2 separate regions of the Homo sapiens genome follow, and region 2 is linked to region 1. A link is a loop called in an ENCODE intact Hi-C map of the cell type or tissue named here. Cell type or tissue: PC-3. All regions are shown on one strand. Links, peaks and the distances in the headings refer to the core of each region. The heading gives the core; the rest is flanking DNA. Region 1 overlaps LINC02937 (long intergenic non-protein coding RNA 2937). Region 2 overlaps AUH (AU RNA binding methylglutaconyl-CoA hydratase).

Region 1 (8,343 bases), core at 218-8,217:
ATATATTCCATTAGTTCTGTCCCTCTAGAGAACCCTAACTAATATACCTGTGCATCTCTTTATCTAGCCGTTCATATATATTCTTTGTAATATTCTTTATAATAAATGAGTAAATTCTTTATAATAAATGAGTAAACACAAGTTAGTGTTTCTGTGACTCATCCTCACCAATTAATCAAACCCAAAGAGAGGGTCATGGGAACTCCAATTTATAGCCAATCAGCCATATATATAGGTGACAACCTACTACCTGTGATTGGTGTCTGAAGAGGGGCAGTCTTGTGGGTCTGAGCCACCAGATCTGTGGGATCTGATGCTATCTCCAGGCAGTTCATATCAGAATTGAATTATAGGATGCCCAGCTGTGTCTGCAGGAGAATTGCTAGCTCTGTGAGGAAAAACCTACCATACCTCTGGCCTTAGAAGAGTTCTGTGTTGTATTGAATGTATGAGAGTAGGAAAAACACTTTGGTTTATTTTTTCCTTTCTCAAATGCATACAGACTGTATGATTCCACTCATATTAAGTTTTCAGAAAAGACAATTCTGCCTTGCCTGATAAGGAAGGTAGGGAGAGAGAATGACTGCAATGAGTAGGGAGTTTCTTTAGGGCATGATGAAAATATTCTAAAATTAGATAGTGGTGATAGTTGTGCAACTCTGTAAATGTACTGGAAGTGTAAAATTATGCATTTGAAATCAGTGAATTTAATGATAAGTAAATTATATCTCAGTAAACTTGTTTAAGAGAGAAAAAGAGAGTTGAGTTAGTCAGGCTGCAGTTATCTGAAAGCTTGACTGGAAGTGAACAATCTGCTTCCAAGATGAAACAGTGTCATAGCTAACCAGTTGATGCTGGCTGTTGGCAAGAGGCCTCAGCTCCTCACCATGAGAACCTCTGCACAGGGCAGCTTGAGTGTCCTCACAACATGGCAGTGGCTTTGACAAGAGCAAGTGACCCAGGAGAGAGACCAGGCTGGAAACTGTAATGCCTTTTATAATTGCCACACTCTGTTACATACACAGTCCAGGCATGCTGCAGTGTGGGAGAACACTTCACAAGGGAGTGAATACCAGGAAGTTGTAATGATCTGGTGCCATCTTGGAGACTGGCTGCAATGCCATGGAACTGACAGGTTTTATCTTCAATATTAATAGGCATCATTTGGGCCATTCTTGTTTACTTACAGAGGTTACTGAAATTGCTACTCATAAATATGGACTAGCATAGTATCTCCGTGTTATCAGTTGTTTTGTTTTGTTTTGTTTTGTTCTGTTTTGTTTTAGTAGAGACAAGATCTTACTATGTTGCCCAGGCCAGTCTTGAACTCCTGGGCTCAAGCAATCCTCCCACTTCAGCCTCCTAAAACACTGGGATTATAGGTGCCAGCTAACATGTTCAGCCATGTATTGGGTCTTGATTGGTAAAATATGTAACATATAAATGTGTGTGTGTGTGTGTGTGTGTGTGTGTGTGTGTGTGAGAGAGAGAGAGAGAGAGAGAGAGAGAGAAATACTGAATTCCCATGATCCATTTGTTTGTTTGAAGGTCCAATATCCGTATTTTTAATATTTCTTCTATTTAGGGGTATCATACAGTTTTTAGTTTTCTTACCATATAATACATGTTGGACATGCATGTCTAAGATTTTAAGCTGCTTTCCTCTCCAGTTGGTGACAATAGAAGCCCTGAATCCCTATTGGGACATTTTGCAAACTAAGCCTGACATGAGGTAGGTAAAAAGTCAATCAATCTTATTTGTGGGTCTTCTGGACTTTCTGACTTCTGTTCCATTGGTATGTCTGCCCCTTTTCCAATGTTCCACTGTCTTAATTATTAGGGCTAAATAATATCTTAAAATTGAGTAGTGTGATTCCTCCATCTTTATTTGTTTTCAAAACAGTTTTAGCTATTCTGGTTCCTTTGTTTTTCCACATACGTTTTAGAAGAAGCTTGTTCATATCTACAAACAATCCTATCAGCATTTTGATTGGAATTACAATTCAATCTATAGATCAGTTTGGGGACAATCAACATTTTTTCATGTTGAGTCTTCTAGTCTCAGTGAGACTTCTCAGAGTGAGAAGTCAAGTCTTTCTCCCCCACGGGGTGGTCTTCTTGTGCTGGTGCCTTAATTATTGCTTGTCCATCTGTTCCCTTCTCCATACCAGATTCCTGATATCTTTGTCTGGCATTCTGGTCCTGGCATCTCTCATCTTCTTGCTCAGAATTTCCCACTGACTTGCTGTCTTGGCTCTGTTTTATGAGAGGCTTGTACTGTTCCATCTTTCAAACCAGAAATTCTAGTTTCAATAAAGGTGATTCTCTTTTTTATTTATCTGCCAATGTCTTGGAAATCAGAATTCATGCGTTCGTTCTCATCATGTCCTTTTGTGATGTAATCTCATCTCTTTACAGGGCCTCTTGCTCTTCTTACTGAAGCTCTCAGCCCATGAGCTCTGCCTCAAGAGAAGCCATATGTCTTCATCGCTCTCTCTGATCATCCTCCCTCAGTCCTGAATCCCCCTAAAGCCAGGACAATTCCCTTTGCCCTCTCAAAGTAGTCATGTGCCTACAGAGGAGACTCTTGGGAGACCCAGCTCACTCAGGTGGGTGAATGAAGGCACCATGCCTCTTTCATGGCATCTTCCTGCTGTTGCAGGAGGCAGACAGGGCTAGGCAGCGACTGAGAGTAGACAGGCCTTTGCAGATGCAAGGACAGTCCTCCCAGCAGCACACTTCAGCTCACACCTAAGTCCTTTTGCCAAAGTTCAGGACCACCCTATTCAAATGTCCCCCTGAAGGACCTCAGGGGTGCCACCTTCCTCTAAGTGGATGCCCTGCATCTACCAGGTCCCCTGTCACAGCAATGGACAGTGACATTTGGGGCCAGCTTTGCAGAGAGGCAAGATTTCTCCTCTTCAATGTATCAGTATTTGGAGGGATTTGATCAATTTAGCCCCTTGACAGCACAAGCCCACGAGCCTCACTTTGACACCTTTCCCCAGAATACTACAGCTTGGGAGCAAACGGCCTGCACAGCCCCCAGCTACAGAAACCATGCATGAACTACTGCTGTAAAGTGTAATTCTCTCTCCTTTGCATTAAGCTCCTGCAGGGCTCTGATTACACAGGAAAAGAAAATGTTGCTGAAGAAGATGGCTCTTCTGGGAAACCTGTCTCCAGCACTCTGCAGGAGGGAGAGGTCCTCCCAAGCTCACATTTAGTAAGAAGAGAAGGGGACTCTTCAAAGAGATGAGAGTGCATTTGGCTTCAGAGTGTGCCTTCGCCAAGAGAGGGTGCACTTCAGCAGGCAGTGGCATCAAGCTCTCACTCCACAGGATGACCAACGATGTTTCAGTCGCCCTTTTTCTGATGCTTCCTAAACAAATAAAGTGGCAGTAATTCTAGAGCTTAACCAGAAGAAAACTGCACATTCCCTCCTGAAGATATTGCCCTGACTATATCCATCCGGTTGTTACTCCTACATAAATGTTAGCCTGCTACATGAGTGTCCTGAGACTTTGATGACATTTAAATCAGCAGCTGCTCCAGCCTCCTACCTTCAAGCCAACTAGCAGTTCATTTCCCAAAAGAGGGCATGCTTTAAGGGCTAATGTCTCAGCCGACACTGGGCTGCTACTACAAAATGCAGAGCAGGGAGGCACGCGGGGCCAGGTGTCCACAACAAATAGAAGGTGTCCTGAGCCTCAAAAACCGGCCGTCTCCCCATGGAGGTCAGCACAGGCTTATTCATCAACTCTGCTCTTGTAAACACAGGCATCACTGGGTATAAAACATGCCATCAACTGAGTGGGGAGCATTTTTTCTATAACCCCTGTTGCCAGGTCATATAACCTATTGCCAGGTTAGATGACCATCACAAGGATGATCAGCCAGGACAGAGGGGTGACCTGGTGACCTGGGTCATGGTACTCTGCAGGGCTCCCTAGCTGTCTGGCCAGTCATTGGCAGCTCTGCAGAACATCAAGCAAGTTACAGGGTGGCACTGAAAGCTGATGGGTATCGAGAAGGTGGTGGCCACTTAGAAGCCCCACTGGGGCCTTCAAGAAGCTGATCACAAGGTGCATGTTCTTAGATGGACCTCTGGGCAGCTGCAGAGTGCAGGCTTACTACCCAGATCAGAAACCCCATGTAGGGTGAGGATTGTCACTGAGAGAGGAACTGGTGGAGGAAGTTCTGCTGAAAAAGTCCTGGTGACCCCATCCCCTGAGCAGAATGCCCAGGTAAGCCACCTCCTGTCTCTTCCTCCTTCCTTCTCTTTCATGCGAACACAGAAAAGGCAGCACAGCAGTGACACCAACCACACCGCAGTTCCCACCTGGAGAGGAGGTGAGGTCAAAAAACACATGCCCTGCCATGCCGGCTGGCCCTGAACACACCTTCCTCCATGCACACAGGTAGACAGGTGAATCCTGAGGTTACTGTTCCAAAACTCACCATGAGGGGCCAGTCACGGTGGCTCACTCCTGTAATCCCAGCACTTTAGGAGGCTGAGGCAGACAGAACACTTGAGGTCAGGAGTTCGAGACCACCCTGGCCAACATGGCGAAACCCCATCTCTACTAAAAATACAAAAAGTAGTCGGGCATGGTGGCAAACACCTGTAATTTTAGTTGCTCCGGAGCCTGACGAGGCATGAGAATCACTTGAGCCCAGGAGGCAAAGGTTGCAGTGAGCTGAGATCATGCCACTGCACTCCAGCCTGGATGACAGAGTGAGACTTCGTCTCAAAAACAAAACAAAACAAAACAAAAGGCCAGGAGCAGTGGCTCACATCTGTAATCCCAGCACTTTGGGAGGCCGAGGTGGGCAGATCACGAGGTCAGGAGTTCGAGACCAGCCTGGCCAAATGATGAAACTCCATCTCTGCTAAAAATACAAAAATTGGCCAGGCATGGTGGCACGTGCCTGTAGTCCCAGCTACTCGGCAGGCTGAGGCAGGAGAATCGCTTGAGATTCCATCTCAAAAGAAAAAAAAAAGAGAGAAACAGTCCTGGATCACAGACACCACCCCTCCCTTACTCTGGGCAGCAGTGGCCTGGTGCAGAGAGTGTCTCTAGATGCCGTGGGAGAGAGAACACAGCAATTGTGAGACATTGAACGCAGTGCAATCCTGTTAGAGGAGAAAGGAAAACCCAATCAAACTCAGCTGATGCCCACCCATTGAGGGAGTGTTTAAACCAGCCCTAGCCAGAGGGGAATGGTACCAACTTAAGTGCCTGCAAACCTCGCCACTGCCACCAAGGGCTACAGTGCTCTGTGTCTCCAAGTAAATTTGAAAGGAAGTCTAGGACATAAGGACTGCAACTCTTAGGTGGGTCCTAGTGTTGAACTAGACCCAGGGACAGTGGACAGGGATGTTGGGGACGAGACATACTGAGATACCAGCTGGGGCAGCCAAGGGAGTACTAGCATCACCCAACCCTTAGCCCCGGGATACACAGCTCATGGCTCCAAAAGAGACCCCTTCCTTCCACTTGAGGAGAGGAGAGGGAAAGTAGGGGGGACTTTGCCTTGCATCTTGGATACCATCCCAGCCACATCAAGATAGGGCACCAGTCAGAGTTGTGAGGCCCCTGTTCCGGGCCCTAGCTCCCAGACGACATTTCTAGACACACCCTGGGCCAGAAGGGAGCCCACTGCCTTGAAGAAGAAGAAAAAAAAAAGTCCTGGCAGCATTCATCACTTGCTAACTGAAGAGACCCTGGGCCCTGAATAACCAGCAATAATACCCAGGCACTACATTGAGCACCTTGGTGAGCCTCTGATATTTGCTGGCTTCAGGTGAGACTCAGCACATTACCAACTGTGGTGGCTACAGGGCAAAACTCCTGCTTGAAAAAAGCAGAAGAAAAAGTAAAGGGGACTTTGTCTTTCTTGCACCTTAGGTAACCGCACAGCCACAGGGGTGTAGAGCACCAATTAGGCTCTTAGAGTCCTTGATTCCAGGCCTTGACTCTTAGATGGCATTTCTGGACCTGCCCTGGGCCAGAAGGGAGCCCACTGCCCTAAAAGGTGAGTCCCAGGCCAGGCAACATTCACCACAAGCTGACTTAAGAGCCCTTGGACCTTAAGGGAACATTGGAGACAATCTGGCAGTATTTCTTGTGGCCTGGAGTGGCAGGGGCTGTAGGGCGAGGGGCTCCCTAGCTATCTGGCCAGTCATTGGCAGCTCTGTGGAACATTAAGCAAGCTACAGCTCCTCTGACTTTGTAAAGGGGAGGTGATATGGTTTGGCTGTGTCCCTATTCAAATCTCATCTTGAATTGTAGCTCCCATAATTCCCACATGTCGTGGGAGGGACCCGGTGGGAGATCATTGAATCATGGGGGCAGGTCTTTTCCCATGCTGTGCTGGTGATAGTGAATAAGTCTCATGAGATCTGATGGTTTTATAAAAAGGCCATTCCTCTGCACATGCTCTCTTGCCTCCCACCACATAAGACATATTTTTTTCTCCTTTGCCTTCCACCATGATTGTGAGGCCTACCCAGCCATGTGGAACTGTGAGTCCATTAAAACTCTTTCCTTTAACAATTACCCAGTCTCAGATATGTCTTTATTAGCAGTGGGAGAACAGACTAATACAAGAGGGAGGAGTGGGAAGGATTGCATCTGGTGGTTTGAGTGCCAGATCGGCCGCAATACAACAGAACACTAGATAGACTTCTAAGATTTTTGACTCTACTTCCTGACTCCCAGACAGCACCTCTGGACCCACTCAGGGCCTGAGGGACCTCGCTGCCCTACAGGGAAGGACACATGCCTAGCTGGCTTTGCCACCTGCTGATTTTAGAGCTACAGGGCCTTGAGCGAACATAGGCAGTAGCCAGGGAGTGGTTACAGCAGGCTTTGGGAGAGACTCAGTGCTTTCCTGGCCTCAGATCTGACCCAGCACAGTCATAGTAGTGGTGGCCACAGAGATGCTTGTGTCATTCCCTGCCCCAGCTTCAGGTGGCTCCCAACACAGAGAGAAATGGTGTGTTTGGAAGAAATTAAGGGAAGGATTACCTGGTAATCCAGAGAATTATCCTGGATATTGTCCAAAACCATAAAGGCAGTACCTCTACAGGTTTGGAAGAACCACAGTGCTACTGGGCTTGGAGCATCCGCCAAAACAGATACAGCTTAGATCACAATACCCAAGTCCTTTCAAGTATCTGGAAAGCCTTCCCAAGAAGGACAGCTACAAATAAACCCAGACAGTGAAGATTACAATAAATACCTAACTCTTCAATGCCCAGACACTGAAGAACCTCTGCTAGCATCAACACTATCCGGGAAAACATGCCCTCGCTAAATGAACTAAATAAAGCACCAAGGACCAATCCCGGAGAAACAGAGATATGTGATATTTCAGACAGAGAATTCAAAATAGCTGTGTTGAGGAAAACTCAAAGAAATTCAAGATAACAGAGGAGGAATTCAGAATCCTATCAGATAAATTTAACAAAGAGATTGAAACAATTAAAAAGAATCAAACAGAAATTTGGGAGCTGAAAAATGCAACTGGCATACTGAAGAATGCTTCAGAGTCCTTTAATAGCAGAACTGATCAAACAGAAGAAAGAACTAGAGAGCTTGAAGACAGGCCATTTGAAAATACACAGTCAGAGGAGACAAAACAAAAACAGAATAACAAACAATGAAGCGCACCTACAGGATCCAGAAAACAGCCTGAAAAGGGAAAATCTAAGGTTATTGGCCTTGCAGAGGAGAGAGAAAGAGATACGGATAGAAAGTTTATTCAAAGTGATAATAACTGAGAACTTCCCAAATCTAGAGAAAGATATCGATATCCAAGTACAAGAAGGCTGTAGAACAACACCAAGCAGATTTAACACCAAGCAGATTTCAAAGAAGACTATCTCAAGGCATTTAATAATCAAACTCCCAAAATTCAAGGATAAAGAAAGGACCCTAAAAGCAGCAAGAGGAAAGAAACAAATAACATACAATGGAGCTCCAATAGGCCTGGCAGCAGACTTTTCAGTGGAAAGCTTACAGGCCAGGAGATAGTGCCATGACATTATTTAAAGTGCAGAAGGAAAAAACTTTTACCCTATAATAGTATATCCAGCAAAAAGTATCCTTCAAACATGAAGGAAAAATAAAGACATTACTAGACAAACAAAAGCTGAGGGATTTCATCAACACCAGACCTGTCCTACAAGAAATGCTACAGGGAGTACTTCAATCAGAAAGAAAAGAACATTAATGAGCAATAAATAATCACCTGAAGGTACAAAACTCACTGGTCATAATAGATACACAGAAAAACACAAAATATTATACCACTGTAACTGTGGTGCATAAACTA
Region 2 (8,343 bases), core at 148-8,147, 260 kb after region 1:
TGAAAAGTTATAAAATCCTAAAAAACTTAAGCAAATCAAATCCAGCAGTATATAAAAAGGATTAATGATCGAGAGGTCTGTTCCAGGAATACACAATTGTTAATAATTGATAATCAATCAATCATTCACCATATTGACAGGCTGAAAAATAATATGAGAATCTTAATAGATGCCAAAAAGAGATTTGACAAAATTCAATACATGTTCATGAAAAAAAAAAAATGCCTCAGCAAACTACAAATAAAAAGAAACTTTTCACCCTGATGAACTGCATCTGTGAAAAAACTACAGCTAACATCATACTTAGTAGTAAAAGACTGGATGCCTTCCCCATAAGATTGAGAAAAGACAAAGACGAACACTCACACTGCTTTTAGTCAACTCTATAATGAAAATGTAATGGATATATAAAAAAAAATAAAAGGTGAACAGATAGGAAAGGAAGAAGTAAAACTATCTTTATTCACAAATGACTTGACTACCTTTGTAGAAAACCCCAGAGTATCTACAAAAAAGAGTCCTAGAAGTAAAAAGTGCATTTAACAAGGTTGCAGGATACAAAGACAATATACAAAAATCAATATACTAGCAATATACTAGTAATAAAAAATTGGGAGTAAAATTAAGAAGAAATGCCACTTACAGTAACATCAAAATATATGAAAAACTTAGAAATAAATTTAACCAAACATGTCTAAGACCTGAACATGGTAACAGACAGTGCGGTATTGGCATTAAAAATACCCAGAGAAGGCCAGGCGTGGTGGCTCACGCCTGTAATCCCAGCACTTTGGGAGGCCGAGGCAGGTGGATCACGAGATCAGGAGATCGAGACCATCCTGGCTAATACGGTGAAACCCCGTCTCTACTAAAAATACAAAAAATTAGCCGGGCGTGGTGGCGAGCCCCTGTAGTCCCAGCTACTCGGGAGGCTGAGGCAGGAGAATGGTGTGAACCCAAGAGGTGGAGCTTGCAGTGAGCCAAGATCACGCCACTGCACTCCAGCCTGGGTGACAGAGTGAGACTCCATCGCAAAAAAAAAAAAAAAAAAGTACCCAGAGAACCCTGACATAACTCACACATATACTGTCAACTGATATTTTAGACAGGTCCCAAAATAATGTAATGGGGGAAAAGTTGGTCTGACAAATGGTGCTGGGAGAATTGAAAATGCAACAAAACAAAAACCCCAAAAAAAGCCACCTGTGTATAAAAAAAATACTTCGTCGTTTTTATTCCAGGTTCCTGGCCCAAAGCTCCTAAAACCCTCAGAATTTCCTGAGTGACAGAGTGTCTTTTGTTATTCCTAACATGCCCTTCTCAACCAAACCTGAGTTTATGCTAATGAACTGACTCTTAGAGGGCCCCTAGATAGCTCCAGGACAGGCGCTGGTCACCAGAAATATCAAGCCATGATCAGAGGGTTAGAACTTTCAGTGCCCTACCCACACCTTCAGGGAGTGAGAGGAGCTGGAGATTGAGCTCAGTCGCCAATGGCTAATGATGTAATCAATCATTATGTAAAGAGGCCTCCATAAAAAATCCCTGAAACAGGGCTTAGGGAGCTCCCAGGTTAGTGAACACATGGATGTGCTGGGTAAGTGGCACACCTGGAGAGGGTATGGAAGCTCTGCAACCCTCCACCCTAACTTTGCTCTAAGTACCTCCTCCACTTGACTGTTCCTCAGTTTTCTCTTTTATAATAAACTGGTAATAGTAAATAAAGCACTTTCCTGAGTTTCGTGAGATGCTCTAGCAAATCCCATTCCTGAGACCAATTATGACGTCTTTTTTTCTAACACCACTTCTGACACCAAATGTCTGAGGGTTTCCACACCAATTCTTCAACATCAAGCGGGTATCCAACAATTCAGTTAAATTCTGCCACCATCCAAAATTAGTGGGATCCCACAAGTTAAGGGGTCCCACAAGGCTGCCCTCACTTCAGATGCAACTCACAAGTCCCAGGGGCAACCCATATGTCTGAAACAACCAGCTATAGATTTGGGGATTCCCCTAAACTCCTCAGGTTACTTAATTCACTAGAATGACTCAGAATTTAAAAAAAAAAAAAAAACACTTTATTTACTATATGCAACTCAGGAACAGACCAATGGAACAGATGCATAGGGCAAGGTATGGGAAGAGGGAGTACAGAGCTTCCATGCCCTCTTTAGGAGTGCCAACCTCCTAGAAAATCAATGTGTTCACCAACCTAGAAGCTCCCTGAGCCCCATTTTTTGTTTTGTTTTTTTGAGACAGGGTCTCACTTTGTCACCCACGCTGGAGCACAGTGGCACAATCACAGCTCACTGCAGCCTCAATATCTCAGGCTCAAGCAATCCTTGCACCTCAGCCCCCTCAAGTAGCTGGGATTACAGGAATGTGCCACCACACCCAGTTAAGAGGGTTTTTTGTTTGTTTGTTTGTTTGTTTGTTTGTTTTGGTAGAGATGGGGTTTTGCCATGTTACCCAGGCTGGTCTCAAACTCAAGCCATCCACCTGCCTCAGCCTCCCAAAGTGGCAGAATTACAGGCATGAGCCACCGTGCCTGGCTCTGAACCCCGCTGTTTAAGGGTCTTTATGGAGGTTTCATTACCTCCATAGGGAGACATGAATGACTAAATCACTGGCCACTGGTAACTGAGCTGAATCTCTGGCCCCTTTCCCCTCTGGGGGGAGAGGGTGCTAAAAGTTCTAATCCTCTAACCCATGGCTGCTTTTTCTGACAAGCTGCCCCCCCATCCTGAAGCTATCTAGGGTCATCTCATTACACAACAAAAAGCACTTGGACCATTCAGGAAACTCCCAGGGTTTTAAGAGCTCTGTACCAAGAACAAGGGCAAAGACCAAATATATTTTTTATTCTCTTTCACAACATATATAAAAATTAACTCAGAATACTTCAGAGTCCTAAATATAAGATATAAAAACTACAAAAGTATTAGAAAACAGGAGAAAATCTTTCTGACTGTGGGGTAAAACAAAATTTCTAAAATTCACAAAAAGGTACAAACCATAAAAGGAAAAAAAAATGATAAATCAGTCTTCATACATGTATACATACGTAACAAACCTGCACATTGTGCACACGTACCCTAGAACTTAAAGTATAATAAAAAAAAGAAACAATATGTAAATTTTTAAAAAATCAGTCTTCACATAAAAAACTTTTGTTCTTCAAAACAAATTATAAGGCAGAAAAATGACAGGCCATTTAGTGGAAGAAAACTTACCAAGTATAACAGATAAAAGTCTTGTATCAAGAATATAAAAAAAAACAAAAAAAAAACCTTACAACTCAATGAGATGAGATTCTAAGAAAAACATTGGGAAAAAATTCAAATAAACAAGTCATCAAAACAGATATACAGGTGACACATATGAAATGTAAACTAAAACTACAATGAAATATGACTTTGTATCCATTAGGATGCCTACAATTTTTAAACCTCATATTATCAAGTGTTGGTAAGCATGTGGAACGCCTGAAACTCTCATCCGTTGCTAGTGGGAATGCAAAATGATACCGAAAACAGTTGGCAGTTTCTTACAAAACTAAACACACAGGATAAAACCAGTAATTCTACTTCTGACTATTTACCTGAGAGAAATAAAATTATGCATTGCCAAAAAGGTGTGTGTGAATGGTCACAGAAGTGATGCATAAAAGCCAAACGATGGAAAAACCCAAATGACCATCACCTAATGAATAAACAAACCGTGAAACAGTCATACAATAAATACTATTCTCAGCAATAAAATAAAATACATGCCAATAAAATGAAACTAGTGAAACATGAATATGGATGAAGCTCAAACCATTATGTTAAATGAAAGAGGTCAGACACAAAAGACTACCCATAGTATGAGTCAATTTATTTTAAAATTACAGAAGATGCTAAACTAGGAGCAGCAAGGAGATTAGTACTTTCAGAGATCAGGGCAAGGGAAGGGGCTTGACTGCAAATGGACACAAGAAAACTTTTTAAGTAACGAATATGTTCTGTATCATGATTCTGATCATGGTTTAAATACCTGTCAAAATTCATCAATTATACATTTTAAATTGGTAAACTTTATTCCAAGTAATTCATACCTAAATAAAACATTTTTTATTCCAACAAACAATATATGACAACAACAAAAAAACAAAACCCTATATAGCTAAACTAATACAAACTTGTTAAACTACTACAAATTTGTGGTATCTATCCCTTCACGTTACTTATCAAACTCTCTGAAGGACTAACAGTTAAATACATAAATATGACAATCTAAGATTCTGAAACAACAACGGCCAGGTTACTTCATAGTCCAACGTGCCCACACATCTATCCAGATCATGACATTTTTATCCATATGAACAGCACACAACATTCAATAATGCATGTTGACAATTTTAGTGACAAGTCACTCTTTAGTCATAACATAATTTACTAGAATTCAAAAGCAGAAGCAAAACTACCTTTACTTTTTTATAAAACCCACACTGGTGTAATTCAGTGAAACAATTTAGGGTTCTACATATAGCAATCAATTACCAAGAATTGTTTATCATATATCTTAGGAAATTTCAAAAGAAAAAATCCTCATTCTCAGTAATTTCTCACAAAATTTCATTTCAAAAATGTTCTGGTAAAAACAATGCATGTGCACTTTGTTACTTTGAATTAGAAAAGTAAAAGAACAAAAATAAACAGATGACGGTGATTTCACATTTACATCCAACGCAGCAGCCCAATCAGACTTCTTTAGAATTTTGTGATTGGCAAATATTAAAATTTTAACTACATAAACATTTTGAAATAGCAGAATTGTTTTGACTTGTGTGTGTGTGTATGTGTGTGTGGGTGTGTGTATGTAAGGCAGAGAGACAGACACACACACACACACACACACACAGAGAGAAGAGAGAGGGAGAGGGAGAGAGAGAGAAGGTAAACTAAAAGTGATTAAACAGTTTTTAGAATATGTAAGGAGGCAGCACACATTCAGTCCAATCTCACATAATCCATGTAGCCAATGCTTCACAAGAAGCTTTGACTAACAAAATTATTTTTCTTAGTATTCTAAGAGAAGTACAGGCAAGCCATGAACCCAGAAGTGGTGTTCTAATCTACAAGAAAGAATACACAACAGTGATTCCCAACCTGAAGGGTATGACTGTGATCACACATTTACATCCAATGTAGCCGGCCAACCAGAAAGACTTTTCCAGAATGTCACGATCAACAATATATTAAAATTTGGGGTATAGCACACCATGTGAAAACACATTATGTATGGGAAACACTGTCTGTATCTGTGACAACTATGACATATTTTTATCTGTATTTACATATTACTGTGGTTAATAGAAACATCCATTTTAATACATTACTGTAACAATGACATTTTGACATTACACACCTTCTCAATGTAGGGCCACTAAAATGTCTAAGTGTATAAAATTTTAAGAACTTTAAAGAGACACCTCATATTCCTTCTAGGTTCTAGATTAGAAACCACAGTCTAAGAGAAAACTCTGTCCTAACTGTCAAGAGAAGTAGTTTCAGCTAAGCCACCACCTTTAACCAGGTCTTTCACTTCACAGGGATTCTATAAAATTAAAGGGTCTGAATTATTCTATAGGAACTCTTTTAGTCTAAAATTTATCTTCTCAAATGTTGTAATGGGTCGGGCACAGTGGCTCGCGCCTGTAATCCCAGCACTTTGGGAGGCCGAGGCAGGTGGATCACTTGAGGTCAGGAGTTCAAAACCAGCCTGGCCAACATGGTGAAACCCCGTCTCTACTCAAAATACAAAAATTAGCTGGGCATTGCAGCAGGTGCCTGTAATCCCAGCTACTCGGGAGGCTGAGGCAGGAGAATCACCTGAACCTGAAAGTCAGAGGTTGCAGTAAGCAGAGATCATACCACTGCACTCCAACCTGGGTGACAGAACATGATTTCATCTCAAAAAAAAAAAACAAAAAGAAAGTTGTAACAACAATTTAGGAACTCAGTTAATATCCCAATTTTAGTTTCCAAAAAAAGAAAAATACACTAATATACTTTGTATTTTTCAAAATTATTTACTTTGCATATATTTGCTTAATATAATTTGTTAATATAACGAAGTTATTTCAGAAAGTTTGAAGACAGAAAAAATATCACCTTTAATCCATGATCTTTTTTTTTTCATTTTTTCAAACAGGGTCTCGCTCTGTCACCCAGGCTGAAATGCAGTGGCACAATCACGGCTCGCAGCTTTGATCTTCCAAGCTCATGCGACTCTCCCACCTAAGCCTCCTGAGTAGCTAGGACTACAGGCACGCACCACCATGCCTGGCTAATTTTAGTATATTTTTGGAGAGACAGGGTTTTGCCATGTTGCCCAGGCTGGTCTTGAACTCCTAGGCTCAAGCCAACTGCCTACCTCGGCCTCCCAAAGTGCTGGGACTACAGGTGTGAGCCACCTGGCCCATGAACTTATTGGCACAGACATAGTTTACACAGCTACAGTAATAATGGCCATAACATTTTATATACAACTCTCTCTATGCTTGTAACAGGTTATTTTCCACACTCCATGTATATCACTTTATAAGTATCGTATTTATATGTCTTTATATGTATGACTTTAAATATCTACTTAACATTCTAATGAGCGCATCGGTATATAATAAGTCACTTAAAGAGAACATCCTGGTAGAGTCCTTAGAAAATTTCATCCTTGTATAAACATCATTGAGTATATATACACAAACCTAGATGGTATAGGCCAGGGGTCCCCAACCCGAGTTGATGAATGGTACTGGTCTGTGGCCTGTTAGGAACCGGTGACACAGCAGGAGGTGAGCACAGGCAAGGGAGCATTACTGCTTGAGCTCTGCCTCCTGTCAGATCAGCAGCCGCATTAGATTCTCATAGGAGCACAAACCCTACCGTGAACTACGCATGCGAGGGATCTAGGTTGCACGCTCCTTATGAGAATCAGGCCAAGGTGGCCTGATGATCTGAGATGGAACAGTTTCACCCTGAAACCATCCCCTACATAAATAGGATATATGGTATAACATATTTCTCTTAGGCTACAAACCTGTACAGTGACTGTATTGAATGCTGTAGGTAACTGTAACACAATGCTAAGTATTTATATGTACCTAAACAGAAAACGTACAGTAAAAATACAGTATTATAATCTTATGAGGCTGGGCACAGTGGCTCACCCATGTAATCTCAGCACTTTGGGAGGCCTAGGCAGGTGGATCACCTGAGGTCAGGAGTTCAAGACCAGCCTGGGCAACATGGTAAAAACCCCATCTCTACTAAAATTACAAAATTTAGCTGGGCATGGTGGCACACACCTGTATCCCAGCTACTCAGGAGACTGAGGCACGAGAATCGCTTGAACACTGGAGGCGGAAGTTGCAGTGAGACAAGATCACACCATTGCACTCCTGCATGGGTGACAGGGAGACCCCGTCTCAAAAAAATAAAAACAAATAATCTTATGGGACCAGCATTGTATAATGCAGGCTACTGTTAACCAAAATGTTGTTATGGAGCACATGACTGTATTTGTGTATATATATACATATATATAAAATAAAGTAAAATACTAGGACAAAAATAATAATTATTTATATTAGGGGATGAATAAAGTAGAGGAAGTAGGGTTAGAGAGAGTTCTCTCTGTATACATTTTCATACATTTTGACCTACCATGCTACTTTTTTAAACTAAAAATTGATTAAAAAACTTAAAATGTAAGTGAAGTACTTAATAATGCTAAATAATAGATTTCTGAGAAGTCAGAAATCACTTGGCCCAACCTCCAATGCAATGTAGGAATCTCTTTAATGTTTATCTGTTTTCCTAGCATTTTAGAAAAAAGATGTAGCCAAATTTACTATCAGTAAATAGGAGAGTGGTATGAGACAATTCAGAGAAGCTGCTTATTATATCCCAACCATTCCTGAAAAAAATCAGTGAATTAAAGCACAGTTTAAAGGCTGATTAATTCCAGCAAATAAATGCTGAGTCCCTGTTGTTTGCTGTGTTCTGAGAATGTAAAAGATGATTCTCAAAGAATAAGAGGAGTTCCTATGCTCAAGAAATTTGAGGCAAGACCATTTGCTAAGCTTTAAATATTTAGAAATGAGCAAGGTATCACTGGAATACAGTATTAATATATACAGAGAAACCTTTGTGGGAGAAGAAAAAGAAGAGGGAAAATGATGACTTTCAAGGGATGGAGAAGAGGCTAAAAGGATAATCAATAAACGGTACACTGTGTTTTTGAGGTTTCTTTTTTTTTTGAGCCGGAGTCTCACACTGTCACCCGGGCTGGAATGAG

Evidence for each region. A loop is a pair of places that touch in the nucleus more often than their neighbours do. Peaks named below come from ENCODE experiments on the same cell type or tissue, not always from the same donor. Only the 100,000 strongest peaks of a DNase experiment are listed, where the experiment ranks them.
Region 2: it touches region 1 in a loop (5-fold over the local background); 2 of 110 quality-filtered maps call a loop at or near these places.

What each region holds. Positions count from the first base shown.
Region 1 is chr9:91,086,531-91,094,873 of GRCh38, forward strand. The region is part of intron 5 of LINC02937 (long intergenic non-protein coding RNA 2937); the gene reads right to left. Among named protein-coding and RNA genes, the nearest start is that of LINC00484, 28 kb to the right of the region's middle. In PC-3, for the core only: a CTCF peak has its summit at 3,288; a DNase peak (open chromatin) is centred at 3,311; H3K27ac peaks cover 411 bases.
Region 2 is chr9:91,344,800-91,353,142 of GRCh38, forward strand. All of the region lies in intron 3 of AUH (AU RNA binding methylglutaconyl-CoA hydratase), which reads right to left. Among named protein-coding and RNA genes, the nearest start is that of AUH, 13 kb to the right of the region's middle. In PC-3, for the core only: no CTCF peak of the experiment used is centred there; a DNase peak (open chromatin) is centred at 3,672; H3K27ac peaks cover 2,820 bases.